Regions from separate parts of the Mus musculus genome. Here region 2 is linked to region 1. Evidence: chromatin loops called from intact Hi-C (ENCODE). Cell type or tissue: heart. All regions are shown on one strand.

Region 1 (2,500 bases):
GGCATTTGTCAGTGTTAGGGAATGTAGGAAAGTCTTTACTTACTTTATCCTTTGGGGTGTGTGTGTGTGTGTGTGTGTGTGTGTGTGTGTGTGTGTAGAGGGGGAGGGAGAGAGAGAGAGAAACTTCACGTATTATTCCTTAAGTTATCCACCTTTGTTTTGAGACAGGGCCATCCATTGCTATGAAATACGAAGTCTAGAGTCGTTAGGCAACAAATCCCCAGGGTTTGCTTGTCCCCACTTCTGAGGTTATGGGTTACAAGATTATAACAACACACTAGCTTCTTTTAATATGGATTCTGGAGTTCTCATGCTTGTAAAGCAAACATTTTCCTGACAGAGCCCAATGCCCAGGCCACCTTTCTTTGTAACTGATCCAGGTATGAGGCCGTCAAGATGGTGGATAACGTTGTTTTCCCACCCCAAAGCCAAGTTGCTTTTAGCTTTTCTTGGCTGTCCCAATGTGGCCCCTCATCCCTAGCTATTCCTTAAATCCTCATTGCCAGTGCAACAGTCTGGGCTAAGAATTTCCCATGCTACCTAGTTGCCTTCTCTTTCCTTCCTCCCTCTCTTTCCTTTCCTTTCCTTTCCTTTCCTTTCCTTTCCTTTCCTTTCCTTTCCTTTCCTTTCCTCTCCTCTTTCCTCTCCTCTTTCCTCTCCTCTTTCCTCTCCTCTTTCCTCTCCTCTTTCCTCTCCTCTTTCCTCTCCTCTTTCCTCTCCTCTTTCCTCTCCTCTTTCCTCTCCTCTTTCCTCTCCTCTTTCCTCTCCTCTTTCTTCTTCTCCTCTCCCCTTTCCCCCTTTCCCTCTCTCCTCTCCTCTCCTCTCCTCTCCTCTCCTCTCCTCTCCTCTCCTCTCCTCTCCTCTCCTCTCCTCTCCTCTCCTCTCCTCTCCTCTCTCTCCTTTCCCCTCTCTCCCTTTCCCTCTCCCCTCTCCCCTCTCTCCTCTCCTCTCCTCTCCTCTCCTCTCCTCTCCTCTCCTCTCCTCTCCTCTCCTCTCCTCTCCTCTCCTCTCCTCTCTCTCCTTTCCCCTCTCTCCCTTTCCCTCTCCCCTCTCCCCTCTCTCCTCTCCTCTCCTCTCCTCTCCTCTCCTCTCCTCTCCTTTCCTTTCCTCACAAGCTGTTCTAAATAAGCAGGAAGAAGGTGGGATGTGAGGCTGAGCCAGCAAGCAATCCATCTTACTTGAAGCCTTTTTGAAAGTTGTCTTCTATGCAAAAAGGCTAGACAAAGGGACTGAAAGTTTGATTCCAGCAGGAAGGGGACATGTCACTACTGATCTACCCTTGGGCATATTAAATAGACTCTGGCATCAGCTAAATCATTTCTGCAAGACTGAAGTATTTTGATAGAAATGGACAAGCAAGCAAAGAGATTTGCAAAAGATTTCTGCTCCCCCTTCCCCCTTTTGGGGTGTGGAGCGCAGACAGGCTTCTGATGAGGTCGGTGCAGAAACATAGACTTGGGCTCCCTCTGGTGGCATCATGGAGAATCATTACTTTGTGCTACCAATTCTTTCCAAGATGGCATTACTTGCTTTAACTGATATTAAGATTTTATTTCTGTAATGCACATCTAAACTGAAATACTAGTAAAGCAGAGGCATGAAGAGTTCAGTGTTAGCATCAAATATATGTCAAGTTCAAAGCAGGCTTGGGCTATCTGAAACCCTGTTTCAAATGGAGCAGGAGCTACAATAGCAACATATCTGGTCATGATGTAATTTCGATCCTTGGGAGGCTGAAGCAGGATTTTCATGAGTGTGATGCTACTATATAGTGCACATCAGGCTAGTTCTTGCTACATAATACAACTTTATCTGGGTAAAAACTAAGGAGCTGGAGAGATTATCCCTCAGATAGGAATACTTGCTGCTCTGGCAGAGGACCTGGGTTCAGCTCTTAGTGCCCACACAGTGATTCACAATGGTCTATATAACTCAGTTCTAGAGGATCAGATACCTCCTTCTGACTTCTGTAGGCACTACATACTTGTGGTACACTCCCATGCATACACACAGGCAAACCAGTCATAAAAAAATCTAAAACTTAGTTAAACAGGAAAGCATTATTTACAATTTATGTTTGACCTGGCACATATTTAGTCATTTCCTATGTATCTGCTCATTTAATTTTTAATTTCTAATTATCTATGATTCAATGATGTTATAATGTATAGCATATATTATAAAATAATTAAAATGGCTAGCCTTTATTCTTGGTGAGATTTGAAATAGTAGAAGTACTTTAAGGAAAAAGAGGAAGAGAGAAGAATAGAGGGGGAGGTAGGCTGTTATAGAAGGAGGAACAGGAGGAGGAGTTTTAATGCCACAATATGTCCAACTTAGCAGTTGATTATAAAAATGTTTTCTCTAAACTACATGGGTAATATTAACTCATTTTAGTGGTTTAGTTTGCTATTGTAGCATGTAATTTCTACTACCTTGCTATAAGTTCTAGGTAGACTATACTACCACCCTCTGCCAAGGAGCCACCCCAGATCCATGG
Region 2 (2,500 bases), 460 kb before region 1:
AGCACACTTGCTCCTTCTGCTTCCCTGCCCTCTCATATAATGCTCAGGCCTGTTCCTCCTGCAACCGACCGTGCACTGCCACAGACAGGCCCTGTGATAGGAGCGTCGACACTAAATAAATAACTACCATAGCAAGAAGAGCAATTGACATTTGCTTGGCCTTTGCAATTTACAGAGCTGTTTGCCATTTTGCATTACAGTTTTTGTCTTTACAATAACCATGTGGGGGGGTGGATATTGGGAGGCTTGTATTTGAGAGGATGGGCAGTCAGGGGTCTTGTTGGGCCTGTGTGAAACATACACGGTGTAGTTTGATTTACAGCTTCAAAAACCCTTTAGCTGAGGATGTAGTTCCATGGTTTGGCCCTTGTCTAGTAAGCATAGGACCCTAAGCTTGATCCTTGACCCCACTATGCAAAACAATCCTGACTTCAGGCTCCAAATCCAGGTCTTTCTTTTATTTTTAGATATTAAAAAAAAATTATGTGTGAGTGTGTGTGAGGTTTTTTGTTTTTTGTTTTTGTTTTTGTCTACACATATGTGTGTACTAAGTGCATACCTGTTTTCCACCAAGGTCAGAAGAGGGTGTCAGATCCTCTGGGACTACAGTTATTGGTTGTTATGAATGCTGGGGACCTACCCCAGGTCCTCTGCAAGATTAGTAAGTGCTCTTAACTGCTGGGTCAACTTTCTAGCCCTCTAAATCAATTTCTTTGAAAATATATAATTAATATAACTTAACTATGAGAACCAGTGGATCAAATCTGGCTCTACATTTTTTATTTTCAAACAGGAATATCCTTTGCCTAGACAAGGGATTCATGATACCCTTTGTTTCCCCCGAGGTGAGCTCAGACTCGGCATGGTTTACAGTAGCAGAAAAGCTATGAGAAAATCCTGTTTGTTCAAGGGTCTTTATTTAAATGGCATTTCAGTGTGTTAATCCTTTGTTATTGTTTGGGGAAGCTACTGGGAACTCTTGTGTGTATGTCTGTGTGTGTGTATGTGTGTGTGTGTGTGTGTGTGTGTGTGTGTGTATGCACACGCTGGTGCTTGTGTATGCATACTGTCTGTCCTCTCTCAGCTGTTATCCCCCTCTGGTGGTCATTGGCATAAATCCATCACCCGATGATTTAAAATCCCAAGAAAAAAGTCAATTCTGGGAAAGCAAGAGTGAACCATCATACACTTAAGCATGGTTTCTCTTTGCACATCTTCTAGGCGTGTCATTGGATGACTTGTCCCCTCCCATGGCTCACCTCACCCCAGGAGAGCAAAGCTCCTGAATTAATGGAAAGACAGTGGGCTTTGGTGGTGAACGATTGCATTCAGCTCTGCTACTTAATCTTGATATCCTTTAGGAATCTTTGTGTATAAAACAGGGTACTGACAAGCAACCCTATTCCAGGAGTAGAGTATAGATTATAAAAATAATGTATATAAAGTCTTTGAGGCATAGTAGGTGCTTAGTCACTATTTAGTTTCTGTCTCTCATCCATACATGGTTTGCTCTAATGTTGAGATTAGGCTTTGATTGTATAGCACACTTTTAACCAGATAACAATTTTGTCATGTTGTTCTCTAATAAGGATGACATTTGTTGTTGTTGTTGCAAGAAGGAAGCTAAGAAATTGAAGGGAGGAAATAAGATTTCTAGATTCCTTATCAGATCAGCATTAGGGCTTCCTAATGGGTGCACATCTTCCTCGAATTGAAGGAAAGGATATACGCTAGTATCTAGTGGGTCTTCTAATGCAACTAGACCCTCAGCTCAAGTATTTTATTTATTGAATTTCACAAAACCACAGTGAGATTGGCAACAATTTTATATTTGCTTTATAGATGATAAGACAGATCTAGAGAATTGAAGTTGCTGTAGGTTTCATGTCTAGGCCAGCTGGCTCCTGGCTTTTTCTGTCCCATTGTTTTGCTTTCCTGGAAGTCTTCATGGAGAGCCCATGGGTAAGAATTAATCAGGAGGAGCCCCAGTGCTCCCACCAGTTGATAAAAACCCACATGGTTTAGAGGGCCAAGCTTCTGCTGTCCTCCCAGTCATCCCTGTGTAAGAGACGGAAGGGTTTAAATAGTACCTGCCCAGTAATATAAAGCCAGTCCTCAGGCTTTGCCACTGGTCCTCCTGCTGGTGAGCCTGATGTTCATTATCATTTTGAGGAGTGTTTGAGGAGGGCTACCCAAGACACAATTCAGTGTAGGTTAGTTTAAGTGAGTTATAGCTGTCTTTGAATTAAACTGTAGAGCTGTCTATGGTTGGCTAATAAACACACAAAAGTTTTTACCCATCTTCTCAGGCTTTTTAGAGCAGGGGGAAATAGTGTTAGATAAGAGAAACAAAACATCATGAAGGAGGATGGGAAACACAAGAGAGGAAAATGCTTGAAGGATGCCGTGCCTTCCTGCCTTGTTAGGGAAGATCGGTATTCAGGTCCTTGACTCTCCAGCTTTGCAACCCCGGAGAAGTCATTATCTCCATGTAATGCAT

The links. A loop is a pair of places that touch in the nucleus more often than their neighbours do. Peaks named below come from ENCODE experiments on the same cell type or tissue, not always from the same donor. Only the 100,000 strongest peaks of a DNase experiment are listed, where the experiment ranks them.
Region 2: it touches region 1 in a loop (11-fold over the local background); 4 of 42 quality-filtered maps call a loop at or near these places.

The regions. Positions count from the first base shown.
Region 1 is chr12:89,449,669-89,452,168 of GRCm38, forward strand. All of the region lies in intron 9 of Nrxn3 (neurexin III), which reads left to right. Among named protein-coding and RNA genes, the nearest start is that of Gm40537, 480 kb to the left of the region's middle. In heart, a CTCF peak has its summit at 1,475 (motif pointing left); no DNase peak of the experiment used is centred here.
Region 2 is chr12:88,986,188-88,988,687 of GRCm38, forward strand. All of the region lies in intron 3 of Nrxn3 (neurexin III), which reads left to right. Among named protein-coding and RNA genes, the nearest start is that of Gm40537, 15 kb to the left of the region's middle. In heart, no CTCF peak of the experiment used is centred here; no DNase peak of the experiment used is centred here; H3K27ac peaks cover 452 bases.